2 separate regions of the Mus musculus genome follow, and region 1 is linked to region 2. Evidence: chromatin loops called from intact Hi-C (ENCODE). Cell type or tissue: left cerebral cortex. All regions are shown on one strand.

Region 1 (8,000 bases), 250 kb before region 2:
AGTTGGTGCTCTTAACCACTGAGCCATCTCTCCAGCCCTAGGCATACACTATTATGGCAGACTACTTTTTAATTTCAAAAGGTATTACATATATCCACTTGTGTGTAAATTACACAAGCTTGTGGAGGTCAGGGCCAACTTTCAGGAGTTATTTTCCCCTCCCTTTCAGCGTGTGAACCCCCCCCCCCCCCCCCCATCTCTGCATAGCCCTGGCTGTCCTGGAACTCACTCTGTAGACCAGGCTGGCGAACTCCACCACTGCCCGACCTTTTTTTTTTTTTTTTTCTTTCTGAGCACCTTTTGGAAATAACATGCAAAATTAGAAGATATTTAAAAGTTTCATGGCCGGGTGTGGTGGCGCACACCTTTAATCCCAGAATTTGGGAGGCAGAGGCCAGCCTGGTCTACAGAATGAGTTCCAGGACAGCCAGGGCTATACAGAGAAACCGTGTGTGTGTGTGTGTGTGTGTGTGTGTGTGTGTGTGTGTGTATGTTGGGGGGTGGGGTGGGGGGGGGGGAGTTTCATGATCTGTAGCCCAAAGTTAGACGCTTTAACAAATGTTACAATTTCTTCACTTCTTATAACTAATTACATCTCATAATTATCATAGTCAAAGGTAAAATTTTTACTTGGCTTAGAATATACCAATATAACCAATTAACCTTTGGTTAATCACAACTAAAACACAATAGTAGGGAATACTTTTATTCTTTCTTGTTTTTTTTTTTTTTTTAAAATATTTATTTATAAGGTCAGAGGGCCAGTCCCAGGGATTGGACTCAGGTAGTCAGAAATGGCAGCAAGTGCCACTGGAGTCATCTCACCAGCCTGTTTGATTTTTTTTTTAAGATTTATTTATTTTTATTATATGTAAGTACACTATAGCTGTCCTCAGACACTCCAGAAGAGGGAGTCAGATCTCATTATAAATGGCTGTAAGCCACCATGTGGTTGCTGGGATTCGAATTCCGGACCTTCGGAAGAGCAGTCCGGTGCTCTTACCCACTGAGCCATCTCACCAGCACCTGTTTGATGTTTTGACAGTCTCACTAATACAGGGTGGTCTTCCTTTTAACCTATTATCCTTCTGCCTCAGCCTACCTTTTTCTTTTAGCCTTCTTAATTCTGGACACCTCTCTCTCTCTCTCTCTCTCTCTCTCTATATATATATATATATATATATATATATATGCATATATATATATATATATACATACATACATATACACACATACACACACACACACACATGGGGAACCTTAAAAATTCTAATTTTTTCTTTGGGGGTGGTAGTACATACCTTTTATCCCAGTACTTAAGAGGCAGAGAAAGACAGATTTCTGTGTTCAAGGCTATTCTAGTTTAAGTTTTAGGACAGTCAGGGCCATACAGAGAAATGCTGTCTTAAAAAATCTCAAAGATCTTCTGTATTCCAGGCTGGGATGTTTTGCAACCCCTCAAATGGTCACATACCTAGTTCAGAGTATGCTGGGAGCTGACTTACGTCTTCAAGAATTAAAGTTAATCTGGAGGACAAGAAAGAGAATGTTCTAGGCTTAGAGATCCGTACTGATCAATCTTCAGCTCCTCTACAGAGGCCAGCCAAGAAGACCTGGGTGTGGTGGTGAACACATGTAATCTCATTACTTGGAAGGCTGAGACAAGAAGGGTAAGAATTCTTAAGATCCTGCTCTGAAAAAAAAAATCCCCGCTGGCTCATTCTCTTATTTCATGATACATGAAATATTTTCCTTAAGTTGATTCCATAAATTGAGTGTAGTGAATATAGTGAAACGTGTCTGTATTTTCAGCAATTGTCAGTTCCCACTGACACACAACTAGCCATAGTCCTCTGGCCTTAATGTTCCTCTATCACCTGTCTGAGGGCTCTCTTCACCATCTGCTCTTTTGAGTCTGTCATCGGATTATTTAAATTTTTGGATTAAAAATCTTTTCTTGGGGTTGGAGATTTAGCTCAGTGGTAGAGCGCTTGCCTAGCAAGCGCAAGGCCCTGGGTTCGGTCCTCAGCTCTGGGGGAAAAAAAAAAATCTTTTCTTGTCGTTCTTGCATGTGAAGATCCCCACTCATCTGCAAGGTTCCTTCCCTGAGTCTGCGTGTCGGCTTCCTCCGAAAAGCTGTTTCCTTATGGATGGCCCTGAAGACTCTTCTTGTCTTCTCTTGATCTTCCCTCTTCTGTGTATCCCTCTGGGGTACACAGTCCTCAGAGACCCTCGATCGTGTTCCAAGGACTCCCGCCCTCCTCCCCCCAGTCGGGGGAGCCAGTCTCCTGTCCTCACCTCTACAACCGCCGCCGGCACTAACGAAGCTCTCCGGACCTGGGAGGACCAGCGGGACGCGCACGCCGGGCGGCGGCGATGACACGGGGCCGCGCGCGCAGCGTGCGTGGTGACATCAGTGCGCTGGCGGCGGCGGCAGGGCTGTTTGTTCTGCTCTCCCGCAGCCGAGGAACCGAAGCAGTGGCGGCGGCTGCGGCGGAGGCTGCCAGCAGTGCCCGCGGGCGAGCGGGGCCTGTGAGCGCAGCGGCGCGGCGGGCGCGGCGGACGGGCCCCGGCTTGGCGTCCCGGACAGCGTGCGGCGGCGTGCGGCCTAGCGTCTCAGGTGAGGGGACCGGTGTCCTTCGCGGCCGCGAGGCGGGCTGCCGGGGCCCCACGGCGCGGCCCGCGTAACCTGCATTGCGTAATGGGGCTGGTGCGCCACCACCTACGCCATCGGCGCGGGGGTGGGGAGGCCGCAGTTTCGTGGGCCCGGAGCCTGGTGCTTCTCGCGCCCTGCCGGGGCAGCCCGCGCCGTTGGGGCGGCGGCGGCCGAGTGGGCTCGCGGACTTTGTACCGGGGCAGTTGCGCCCGCCGCTGTCCCCCTTGGCGCGGGCGGCGGCAGGGAACGGGACCGGGACCGGGACCGGGGGCGCGGGCGCGCTGGGCGGCCGGGGGCGGGCGGGGGGCGGGCCAAGCTCCCGGCACTTCCTGCCGCCGCCATTTTGTCAAGTGAGGAGGAGGAGGAGGAGGAGGAGGAGGAAGCGACTGCCTCTGGATCTGCGGTGCGCGCCGGGCCGCGTAAGTCCGGGCCGGGGATGCTGACCGCGGGTACCGCCCGCTCTCTCTGGTTGCAGTTCCCCCTTGGGGCGGGTCGCTCTTGCGCGTCGTGCCCCGGCGCGCTCTCCTTCCGTCAGCTGGGTACTCCTGCCAGTGCTGGGATAGCGAGTTCCCGCTTCATAGTCTCACCTTTCCGGCTGTCCCCGGAGCTCTGCCTAGAAAGAGGTAGAAGATTTTGTTCACAGGGAGAGAGCTTCCATTGCACGCCTGCTCCAGGCTGGACCCAGGGGACAGGAAGGGTGACGAAGGACCAGGAGTCCCTCTCGACCCACCCACTCCCAACCTGGAAGCCTACTCTTTGGGTGCTTTGTTTTGATGGGTCTCTGCTTGCTGCCGTCCCTTGCAATGGCTTCTTACTTGCAGGAGTGTGTCGGTTTAGGGTGGGGATGTTGGAGAGTTGTGATTCAGCAAAATGACCCCCCCCCCCCTTACACACAAACACGGAAATAGCACTTAAACAAGAAGCCCCCAAGGCCGAGCTGGGTTGGAGATGGGAAATCCCACGTTAGTGTAGTGGACAGTGTGAATACTTTTGCTCAGGCCGGTGGGTGAGTCATGTGCCTCTGCTGATTGGCTGACCTCCCTGTTACTCAAGACAAGGGTTTTTTTGTTTGTTTTTTTAAAAGTGTTTTTAGCCTGCTTGTTTACTTGTTTATGCTTTTCGAAATCTGGTGAGATTATCTCCTGTGTGTGTATATATGTTGGATGCCAGTTGCAGCAGCCCTCTTGAGAATGTCTTTACTTATCATCAAAGGTGATATTAATAGCCCCTGGTTACTAAAATCCAACTCTCAGTGTACTTCTAAGCCAATGTGCTCTTCAGTGCTATAATAAAAAATTGGAAAATTTTTATGAATGGAGATGTCAACTTCCCTTGGAATTGGTAGAGCTTGGGTGTTGTAAAGAATGTCACCCACAGGGCTAGACAGATGGCTCAGCGGTTAAGAGCACTGATTGCTCTTCCAAAGGTCCTGAGTTCAAATCCCAGCAACCACATGGTGGCTCATAACCATCTGTAATGAGATCTGATGCCCTCTTCTGGGGTTTATGAAGACAGCTATAAATTAAAAAAAAAAAAAAGAAAAAAAAAGAATGTCACCCACAAAAATGCAAAGGAATTATGAATGTGTTTTCAATTTCAAGAAGTCTTCAGCTAGCCGGGCGTGGTGTCGAACGCCTTTAATCCCAGCACTCGGGAGGCAGAGGCAGGTGGATTTCTTAGTTCGAGGCAAGCCTAGTCTACAAAGTGAGTTCCAGGACTGCCAGGGTATACAGACAAACCCTGTTTAGAAGTCTTCAGCTGGGGCTCAGTTTTATGGGCTTTACAATAATTTACAAGAACATTATTTTATTCACTTTAATTTGGATGGAGAATGATCTTTCCATAGAGGGCATTTATAGGTAACCAACTCCTTCCTTCTCAAAGCTTCAACTAGGAAGGTTGGAAAAGGTAACACTGTCAAAGACTGAATTGAATTGATCAAATCTAGAAGGAAAAGCCCAGAATTATAAAATATATTGTTGCTGATTTGTACATCCTATCTTTGGTAGCCAATAAAGTATTTAAGGACTCAAGGTAAAGTAAGTCTTTTTAAGTGGTATTAGTTGGTCTTAACTGGAAATAAACCTCTTTTTATCTTGTTAGCATTCTGCACATGCAAATTGCTAAAGATAAGGGATTTTGCTTATTGATGAAAGCTAGGATACAAAAGTGACTGGGACATTTTGGATGTTCTGAATGCCCGTGTGTTTCATTTGGAGGGCTGCAAGAGGGAACTTTTATCTAAGGATTGCTGGAGAACCTTAGACCACTTAGTAAAATTTCCACTAAATTATTGAATTATTTAAAGGAATTTAGACTTTGTCTCCAGAGTTAATCTTTTTTGAGCCAGTTTTGTGATCTTTGTACCAAATTACACTTTCACTTTTGGAGAGATACAGAAGGCGGCAGTATTTTCAAGTTACACAATTCAGGCTGTTGAATGACTTGAGAGTTAGAGATTCTATAGAGTGGAGAGTATGTTTATTAATATTTGTGCACACATGCATTCTCCCCTGGAGAGCAGAAGAGGGCCTCGGGTCCTCATGAACTAGAGTTATAGAAGGTTGTGAGGAGCCGTGAGAATGCTGGGACCAGAGCCTGAGGCCTCAGCAAGAGTGGCAGTTACAGACTTGCCTTCTCTAGGCACTGGAGGCAGGGTTTTGATACAGGGTTGAGTCCAGGCTGTCCTCAAACTTGGCAGTTCTCCTGTCTCAGCCTCCTAAGTGCTGGGAGTCACAACAACCTGCTTGGGGTTGTTTTTAAAGAAAAGCCATTCTGGGCAGTCTATGTGGCTGTAAAGTGTTTGAATGTTTAGAGTTTGGGAAGATGGTACAGTGAATGGCCTGTAACTTCAGCTCTTGGGGGACTGACACTGCCTTCTGACTTCCTTCCACCCATGCATGCACAGCGTGCGCACACACACACACACACACACACTCTCACACACACACTCACACACACACACACACACACACACAGTTAAAAATTGTAATGTCTAAGTTTGAAAGAACCTGTGAGATTAACTGAGGTTGGAAAGAAGAAGGGCGTGGTATCACACACAGCCCTGTAATCTCAGTACTCAACAAGCAGAGAGGCAGGAGGTTCTCCAGTTCTTGGATAGCTTGGGCCACCTACTGATTCTGTGTTCTAGAAGGAAAGTTTGTCATTGAAATTTACTAATGGAGCTGGGTGTGGTGCCACAGGCCTTTAATCCTAAGTACCCTGGAGGCAGAGCGCTTTTGAGGTTGAGGCCAGCATGGTCTACAGACCCTATCTTGAAAACCAACCATCCAAAACCCCCCTTGCTAATAGTATCTAATAAGTCTTGTGATTTTTATTGTTTTAGTAAGAAAACACCAGACATTTGCAAAGTGAGAATTGTGAGAAAATCCTTGCTGCTGCTATTTCACTTAATACATATGGTATGCACATGTAGCAGATTTTTAGGTACTTTCATTTTCTTATAATTCCACAAGAGAGGGTTTTGTTTGGCTTTTCTTTTCTTATTCTGTATTGTGTACTTGGTACCTAGAAGAGCATCTTAACGATTGAATAGGAATTTGCCATACATAATACTAAATGCAAGTTCATTAAAACAATACTGTGATTTATAAGACGTGTGAGTTTTAACTAAGAATACCACTGAAGTCTCTAGTAATTGTGGTAAGCTTACTGAGTGGTATACAGTTGCTTAAGTGTACTGCTTTGACTTCCCTATTTAGCAGTTTGCAATGTGGTCAGTAGGTGTAGGCTGTTTCAACCCTGACCTGCAGAAAATATTTTAAAAGGGAGAAGTGGGCAAATAAATAAATAAATGTGTATGGGCAGCATGTTTTTCTTTTCTTTTCTTTTCTTTTTTTTTTTCGAGACAGGGTTTCTCTGTATAGCCCTGGCTGTCCTGGAAACTCATTTTGTAGACCAGGCTGGCCTTGAACTCAGAAATCCGCCTGCCTCTGCTTCCCGAGTGCTGGGATTAAAGGCGTGAGCCAACACGCCTGGTTTATTCAGTCTTAATGGATAAAATGGTGGGCTTGAATAGTTTTTACTTTTGGGAAAGATAGAATAGTGCTGCCTATAATAACTCCTTCTGTATAAGGTCAAGAGTGGTGGCTCTGGGGATCAGTGACAGGATAGAGAGTTGGTGACCAGCCTCACCTATATTTTGAGGCCCTGTTTATCAGGAAAAAGGTTTGTGTATAAGTATTTATATGGACATGGATTAATTTTATGGGCCAGATATCTAGGAGTGATTTGATAGGCCAGATGGTAATTTTTTTAAAATCATTTTTGAAGATGTACAGAGACTATTTTGGTGGGTTTTTTCTTTTGATTTTGTTTTTCAGTGGAGTGGGTTGTTTGAGACTGACTGGGTCTCACATAGCCAACGTTGACCTTGAACGTTGGAATTACAAGTGTGCCCCACCATCATTTATACAGTGCTGGGGATCATATACTGGGCTTTGTGCATGTTAGGCAGGCACCTGTACCATCTGAGCTATGTTCCCCAGCCCTGCAGGGACCAACTGCATTGCCTTTCTAGTGCTTATGTCGTAGTGTCAAAACAAAGGAACATTTGATCTTTAGAAGTCCAAGTCATAGATCAGTTTGATACAAGTGTATAGGCGAAAGTCTGGAAGAAGTAGCCAAAGTTTAGGTAGTTCTGGTTGTCCTAGAGCTTTCCATTTAGACCAGACTGGCCTCAAGTCACGGATCTGCCTGCCTCTCCCCCCCCCCCTCCCCCCGACAGGGTTTCTCTGTATAGCCCTGGCTGTCCTGGAAACTCACTTTTTAGACCAGGCTGGCCTCAGAAATCCGCCTGCCTCTGCCTCCCCGAGTGCTGGGATTAAAGGCATGCGCCACCAGGCCCAACTGCCTGCCTCTTTTTTGAGTGTTGGGATTAAAGTTGAGTATCACTACTTCCAGCCCTAAATTTTATATTTTTAAAAAATTTATTTGGGCATATTGCGTGTCTGTCTACATGTGTGAAGTATGTATAGAGTATACTTTTTAAAATAAAAAAAAGACTTATTTTATGTGTATGTATGTTTTACCTGTATATGTCTGTGTACTGCATTCAGACCTGGAGTTAAATAAGGATGCTTGTGTGGGTACTGGGAGCCAAACCTGGGTTCTGTGTAAGATCAGCAAGTGCTCTTAACTGCTGAGCTGGTTTTCTTTCCTTGTACAGGTAAGGGTTTTGTTTTGTTTTGGCTTTTCTTTTTTCTTTGCTGTTCTTTTGGTTTTTCGAGACAGGGTTTCTCTATATAGGCCTGGCTGTCCTGGAACTGAGCTCCATAGATGAGACTGGCCTCACACAGAGAGCTTCTGCCTTTGCTGCCCAAGT
Region 2 (8,000 bases):
CTGACGTTTCCAAACGTGTGCTGCAGTATCATGTGTGTGAGCACACACACACTAGCACTAATAAAAAAGAGGAAGCAATGACACAAAGGAAATTGCCACAGGGTTGATGCGCCATAGGCCGGACAGTGGTGGCACACGCCTTTAATCCCAGTACTTGGGAGGCAGAGGCAGAGGCAGGCGGATTTCTGAGTTTGAAGCCAGCATGGTCTACAAGAGTGAGTTCCAGGACAGCCAGGGCTACAAACCCTGTCTCGAAAAACCAAAAAACAAAACAAAGCAAAACAAGATGCGCCATAGCTCTATGATAAGTGTTAAATGTTTGAGGCTGTCTGAGAACTGCTCAGACAGGCAGGGACTGCCTGCTTGGTTCACTGCTGTACTCAGTATACCAAGGACAGCATTCAAGAGGACATGGTGCTTTGTGCTTGCTGCATTTATGAATGACTACACCAGGGCTCACGAGCCACCAGGAATACAGTGACCATCTCAAGACAGTAAGACGACAGACTAAAATGTCAAATTTCCCAACAAGATGTAAGGTTGCAAAACAAACTGAAGGAGATGCAAACGTGAGGCAACTTGTGCTTCTATTATGATGGGACCTAGCAGTGCCACACACTTTAGTTTTCTTGTCCCATGGTTATTATTTTTAAATGTTTTCTTTTCTTTTACATTCTATGTCCATTGGTGTTTTGCCTGCATGTGTGTCTGTGTGAGGGTGCTGGGTCTCTTGAAACGGACAGCTGTGAGCTGCCATGTGGTTGCTGATAATTGTACCCAGATCCTCTGGAAGAGCAGCCAGTGTTCCTAACTGCTGAGCCATCTCTCCAGATCAGTTGTCCCATGATCATTAAGACATTTACTCTGCAGTTTTTATTTATTTGCATGGCACATATGTATAGTTTGGAAGTCAGTATTTCCTTCACTAGCTCTCCAGCTAATTTTCTGGGACAGATTATTTTATCAATATGGCCACACCAGGATTACACCTGGCTTTTATAGGTAAACACCTGAACTCAGGTCCTCACGGTCCCATGACAAGCATATTACTGATGGAGCCATTTTCCTAGTCTCTGCAGTTATTTTTTGTTTATTTTATGCATATTTTACTTGCATGCATGTACACCATGTGTGTCTGTGGTAACTGTAGACTGCAGAGGTTAGAAGAGGGTGTCAGGCTCTTTTTCCTCTCTCTTTCTTCTCTCCCCCCTCTTTCTCTCTTTTTCTTCTTCTCTGTCCTTCTACCTGCTTCGCCACCCCTCTATCTCTGCACAATAAACCCCTCCCATTAAAAAAAAAAAAAAAAGGAAAGAAAAAGAAAAAGAAAAGGGTGTCAGATACCTAGGAACTGGAGATGGTTGTGAGCCACCAAACAGGTTCAAGAACAAATGTTCTAACCTGCTGAGCCATCTTTTCAGTCCCTGTACAGTTATTTTATTTTTTGAAGGCCTACGATATTCCACAAAGTGTCCATGATGATGAATGGGGGAACAAGATAAATCATCAGCAAGGACCCTGGGGTACTGGCATGAGCCAATGGCTTCAGGTCCTTGTGTCCTGGGCCTGTTCCAGGGGGTCAGAGAAGCATGATCTCTGGCTGCCTCCGGTCCAGGTGTACTGTACCTGTTTGCTTTTGTCTCCTGAAGGCTCTCCTAAGGCTCCACGCTTTTACCCATGGCTAAGGAGACAAACGGAAGCCTTACAGAGAAAGGGTTCAAACCAGAGTTCAGAAACAGTTATCTGTACATAGCTGGGGACAAGGTCATTCATTCTTAGTATAGGTAGTAGAGACCAGCCCTGGCTCCAGGAAATCCTGTCTCCAAACAAATAGCCCTTCCTCCCCCCATGTATCTAAGCACTATAAAAGGGCCACATAGTTTATAATTCAAGAGGTACCAGGGAGATAGTAAAGGAGGATTTCTCTCAGAAGTGATTCTTTGTAGAACAAGCCTGAATGCAAGGGGGAGGAGGTGAGAAAAGTGTGCCTGCTGTGCTGGGCCTAAGAGTTTAACTGACTACTGAGGAATTAGAAGAGCAGGTGAGGACACCACAGCGTCTGACAGGACTGTGGCCTTCAGGGGAAGCAGCAGTAAGATGAGATTTGCTTTAGGAAAATGACCTGGGCCATTTGTGGAGGGCAGTTTAAAGAGGCACAATGGAAGCCCTGGATGAAAGCCTTTAACCCCAGCACTCAGGAGATAGAGGAAGGCGAATCTCTGAGAGTTTGAGACCAGCTTGAGAACAGCCAGGGCTATAACACAAGAGAAATCCTGTATCAAAAACCAAAACCAACCAACCAAACAAACCAGGCAGTGATGGCTCACAACTTTAATCCTAGCACTTCGCAGGCTATCTCTCTGAGTTCGAGGTCAGCCTGGTCTACAGAGTGAGTTCTTGGACAGCCAGGGCTACACAGTAAGACCCTGTCTGCGGGGTGGGGGTAGGGACCGAAACAAACAAAAGGCACAAGGGAGTTAAGGGAATGGATGGGCCAGACAAATAGGTAAAATAAAGGAACTTCCAGTTAAGACAGAGTAATTCAAGTTATTGAGAAGGCAGGACAGAGGGACAATGTGTGCATGTGATGAAGAGTCAGGGCAATGTGGTGAGAAATGGAAGAAGCAGCAGGAGAGAACAGGTGTTTGGAGGGGAGAGTGGAGTAAACTGAATTTCTGGGGCAATCCTTAACAGAAATGTTATGGGGGAGAGGGGGTCCGGGTGGGAAGCTAGCTGCCAAGGTGGCTCAGTGGGCAACAAATAGCTTGCTTGGTAAGCCTCACTACCTGAGTTTCACCTCTGGATTCCACGGTGGAAACAGGTAACTTTTGGAACTCAACTTCCTCATGAGTGTGCCTATAAGCACACACATACATACATACACACACACACACACACACACACACACACACACACACACACAAATGGTTAAGAAAAAAACCTAGTCTTTACACCTTTATCAGATTTCTCTTCCTTTCTGGGAGACAAGGTCTTGCTTGCTCTGTGGCCCTGGCTGTCCTCTGCCTTCCAATGCTGGAATGAATGGTATGTGCTCTCACCTGTGGCAGATTTCAATCAAAAACCATTTAAAAAAATTTAATTGAGGTCTATGAGATTTGCTTGCTTCTATGTATGCACACCACGTGCATGCCCGATGTTAGCAGAGGTGAGAGGAGGTGACTCCTTTCCAGGAAAGGGTTGAGCTGCCACGTGGGTTCTGAGACTTGAACCGCTGAGCAATCTCTCCGCGCCCCCCCCCCCCCCGCCTTCAAATTTAAGTAGATTTAGCAACATGTAACTCAAACTTCAGCCAACTGGCTGCAACCTGAAACCCCCACAGTAGGCTGCAGTCTAGACTTTACGCATTCACTCAAGGAGTTACAGAACCTATTCTGGATCACTTAAATAAATCCCTGCAATGCATTCCACGGCAGCTAAAACACAAACGAAAAAGCCAGTGATGTGGCCACACTGCCCCCAGGTTCAATTTTATTTCAACATGCCTTGCGCGCCAACTTAGATTTCTCTGGCTTGGGGCACACTTAGCTCTTTCTTGCGTCTGCCTGGCCAGCTTCCTCTTGTCAAAATCTCAGCAGAGCACAGGAGGCTCCTTTAGAGGGACTTTCTCCTGCACTTTTCCACACTACCGGTATACATTCCCGCATTCACCCATACTCCACTCCATCGCCACGAGGTCCTGCCACCACATTGCCAGAGTTCCTCTCAGGGCAACTAACGCACTCCAGCGTCTACAGACACTATCCAAGGGAGGCAAAGAGAAACACAAACGAGCCTCGGTGAACTGGGCCAGTGGTGAGCTTGGACTCAGGGCCAGGAGCTCCGCCACACAGCCCGTAGCACCCGCACCCGCGCCCAATGGCGCTACCCTCGCCGCACGAAGCGGCGCGGACCCAGGCCCGCACCTGTGTCGCTCTGCGTCCTGGCGCTGAGATACTGCCGCAGCTTCCTCACGGCGCGGTCGCGGACGCCCTTCTCACTGGAGGCCAGCCGCTGGGCGAACTGGAACTCGGAAGACTGCATGGCGAGAGCCATCGCACTCGCTTCAGCATCCCCAGGCTGCGCGCGTGCCGCTCGCCGCCAAGCGATCCGGACTGCGTCTGCGTATGGGCTGCGGCGCGCGGGTGATGGCGTCACCGGTGCGCCGCTCGCCGCGCGCCCAGGGAGCCCGCGTGGCCCCTGTGCGGGTAGACGCCGTAGCAACGCTGCTTGAAGTGCGTCCTGAGAGTGGCCCAGGTTCAGGGCGATTGACAGGGCGGTTAGTTGGAGGTCAGGTCTCCTCCAGCAGAACGCCTACGGCTGGTTTGATGCAGTTTTAGAGTCTAAGCACAGCTAACAAAGGTCTATCGGGGAAGCGGCGATCCTGCTACTACCTCCATTCACTCGGCGGGCTTCCCTGGACAGACTTGAGACCCAGGAGGAAGGCCGTCATCCAGGCAGCCCAAGGCTGACGACAGCACAGGGGCAGCCCCCACAACCAACCCCCCGCCCCGTTTCCGCCAAGATAGTGCCTTGAGTTTTGATGTAGCATTATAGAGGGGGTGGCCAACCTCCCAATGTCCTGGGACAAGTGCAAAGGTGGAGAGGAGACCCTTGCAGCTTTTTAGGGCAGGTGTGAGATTTGTAGAGGAGCGAGAACAACCCATCCCTGCAGCATCAGGGGCACTTACAGAGGTGTGGTGTAGTGAGCAATCCTTTTTTGCAGGGTCCTAGGATAGATCTAGGGGTGTGTAGTGGCAAGACAGCAAGCCTTCCGCCGCATCTTGAGACAGGTGCAGGCTTGTTGAATGGGGAATCAGCAAATCCACACACACGACGTCTGGGTGAGATGCAGGGATGTCTATTGTAGAGGGAAATTTTGAGGATCTAACTTGACTCTGTAAGTCCTGCATTCAAAACACACAGTTCTAAGCAGTGGGTAGTGAGATTTTCAAACACCAGGACCAAAAATGCAAGCTGGGGAGCAAATGTTTTTTTGTTGTTGTTGTCGTTGTTTGTTTGTTTTGACTCACATTCCATATTACTGTTCGCCATGGAAGGAAGCCAGGACCAGACCTCACCCAGGACAGGACCCTGGAGGCAGGAGCTGATGCAGAGGCCATGGAGGGTGCTCCTTACCGCCGTGCTCTTTGCAGTTTGCTCAGCCTGTTTTGTTTTTGTTTGTTTGTTTTTTTTTTCGAGACAGGGTTTCTCTGTATAACCCTGGCTGTCCTGGAACTCACTTTGTAGGCCAGGCTGACCTCGAACTCAGAAATCCGAACCCAGGACCACCAGTCCAGGGATGGCCCCGCCCATAATAGGTGGGGTCCTCCCCATCAGTCACTAAGACAATGCCTTACAGGCCTGCTACAATCTGATTTTATAGAGACATTTTCTTTACTGAGGTTCCCTCCTCCCATGACTTTAGCTCGTGTCAAGTTGACATAAACCAGCACAAGCGGGAACATACTAAACCAACATAAAAGAAGGCTTTTAACAATTGTGCAAACTTTAGGGACATCTAAAACTCTACGTTATCAAACATGAGAATTATTAGATTAGTATATTCTTCCAAGCTTTGGTGATTTAATTTTGATTTTTTTTTTTTTACCCCCATGTAGCCCAGCCTAGATTTTCCCATGCTATGTAGCAAGTTTGTCTTGAACTCCAGCTTCCGCCACCCAAGTGCTGGCACAGAAGCACTTGGGGCCAAGGGACGATGAGGTTTTCCCTGCGCGGTTTCTCACAGTGTATAGGTTTGGTTGTAGCATCTTCTCTCTAAACAGGGAAGGACGGATTCTGCTTGACTCTCAGGCCTCACTTTGCAGGTAACAAGTCTGAAACGCAACTGAAGTAGGAAAGCTACAGTAGAATCCAGGTCCATCTCATCCCTGGACCCAGAAAGCGAGAGTGAAGAGCAAATCGTCGAGATTTGAACCTTGTGGCTTTCCGTATCGTGGGGCATCTTAAGATTCCCGCGTTTTTGTGTGTGCGTGTTAGCGAGCTCTGCGCAGGCGCACGAAGCTGAGGCAGCGGCTATGGCCGCAACCGTGGGCGACGGGTCCGGTACTGAGGAGGCCTGCCGGGTCAGTGGGTGCCCTACATATGGGAGCTGCTGCTGATTACTCCCCTCAGGGCGGATCCAGTGCCTGAGGAGATGTCCCTGTAGCCCTGAGGGGACCTGGCCAGGAGCTGCGCGAGGGTGGGCCAGGGCCGGAGACAAGAGGCACAGTTCCAAATCATCTGCGGATGCCTCAGGTTAAAAAGTGGTAGCCCAGGCCTTAGGCCTTGAGGCTCCGGGGAGCCGGAGCTGAGAACTCACTTATCTGGGTTCTGCCCCTGATGCCCCTTCATGAGAGGGCCTGGTTAATGCCTACTTCCGGTAGGATGCCATTGTATGATGGTGTGAATGTTAGGGGTCAGCAAAAGCCAAATGCGGCCGCAGGGATCCCACCCGAGCGGTTCAGCCTGGGGCGCATTAACTTGCAGGCATTTTCTTTTGGCTTTTAGGAATATGAGTTCGGTTTTTCCCCTTACGTATTTCCATTCCCTCCTCCACCATATTTGTTCTTACTGAATCAGTCTTGACATGTTGCTCAGGCTGGCCTCCAACGCTTGGGCAAAGCCATATTTCACCCTCAGTCTCTTGAGAAGCTAGGACTGTGGGTGTGAATCATCACCCTTGTCCCCGTCATCATGGCCCTCTGTATATAAAGCCCATGTGTACACACACATCTATATCCATATATGTGTAACAGGAGGGACATTAGGTGCCAAGAGTGGTGGAAGAGACTGTAACCCAGCACTATGGAGGCAGAGGCCTACACACTGCTTAGTCTACATAGTTCCAGAACAACCAAAGCTACGCAGTGAGACCCTCTCAAAAACCAAATAAAAACCTTAACACACACACACACACACACACACACACACACAGGTACGTATGTAAACACATTTGTGAGGCAATTATGAATGTAAGAGGCATGAAAGAAAAACACATTTGTGAGGCAATTATGAATGTAAGAGGCATGAAAGAAAAGGGAGCAAGTCGATTTGGGATGCTAGTTCTAGTCATCTGAAGAGAAATACTACAATGCTAAGATCTACTTGTTCTTTTAGAACATGGAATCTAAAGAAGAATTTGTTAAAGTCAGAAAGAAGGACCTGGAACGGCTGACGACGGAAGTGATGCAAATACGGGACTTCTTACCCAGAATACTAAATGGGGAGTTACTGGAAAGTTTCCAGAAATTAAAGATGGTAGAAAAAAGTGAGTCTTACCTCATGCATGCCACTTGTCTTTGGGTGGGCAGGGGAGTTGAGCGAAGTTCAGGATTGCTAGGACTTGTCTATCCAGATGTTTGACATTTGAGCAACATACCAGATATGAGTCTGGAACCCTGTTAAATTTTTTGGGAGGTATTTGGAGCTTTTGTCAGCACTTTACCAATTGGGACTGGATTGCAATGACATCAGCTTTTGGTGGGTAAGGCTAATTTTTCAAGTTACATCTGACTGCCAGCTCTCATAGTGTGGCTTTATAGTGTACACCTTAAAAACCCAAGTAATGGTTAGAGCTGTAAGTCCAAATAAGGAAGTATCTTTTTTTCCCCCATTTATTTATTTATTTATTTATCCACTTTATATCCTGATTGCAGCCCCTCCCCCATACCAGTGTGTGTGTCATGTCATCCTGAAAGTGTTGTCTTCTACCCCTCTCCCCTCCCCCACCAAGAAAGTATCTTGACTCAAAAATATAGGTATCTGAGCCAGACTTGATGGTGCATGCCTGTAATCCAGTACTTAAGTGGTGGAGGTATAAGGATCAGGAGTTGAGGATCATTCACACCTACATACTGAGTTCAAGCCTAGCCTGAGATTCAAGAAACAAGCAGTATGGTGATCTACTTGGAAGCAGGCTGTGGGGTAGGGGTGGTGTAGGGGGTAGGGTGGGGGTTGGGGGCTAGATTGCCTAAATAGCAAGCTAGAAGGGATCAGAATATGGG

The links. Peaks named below come from ENCODE experiments on the same cell type or tissue, not always from the same donor. Only the 100,000 strongest peaks of a DNase experiment are listed, where the experiment ranks them.
Region 1: it touches region 2 in a loop (2.9-fold over the local background); 2 of 42 quality-filtered maps call a loop at or near these places.

What each region holds. Positions count from the first base shown.
Region 1 is chr17:32,279,138-32,287,137 of GRCm38, reverse strand. It overlaps Brd4 (bromodomain containing 4), which reads left to right and starts at 3,005. Exons shown (of 20, transcript NM_020508.4): 1 at 3,005-3,075. In left cerebral cortex, CTCF peaks have their summits at 903 (motif pointing right) and 4,141 (motif pointing left); DNase peaks (open chromatin) are centred at 2,388, 2,649, 3,130 and 3,608; H3K4me3 peaks cover 2,771 bases; H3K27ac peaks cover 1,823 bases.
Region 2 is chr17:32,032,525-32,040,524 of GRCm38, reverse strand. Hsf2bp (heat shock transcription factor 2 binding protein) reads left to right here and starts at 6,017. Exons shown (of 8, transcript NM_028902.1): 1 at 6,017-6,080; 2 at 7,114-7,264. The coding sequence starts at 6,033. It overlaps Rrp1b (ribosomal RNA processing 1 homolog B (S. cerevisiae)), which reads right to left and starts at 4,363. Exons shown (of 16, transcript NM_028244.2): 1 at 3,921-4,363. The coding sequence starts at 4,050. In left cerebral cortex, no CTCF peak of the experiment used is centred here; a DNase peak (open chromatin) is centred at 4,217; H3K4me3 peaks cover 1,756 bases; H3K27ac peaks cover 716 bases.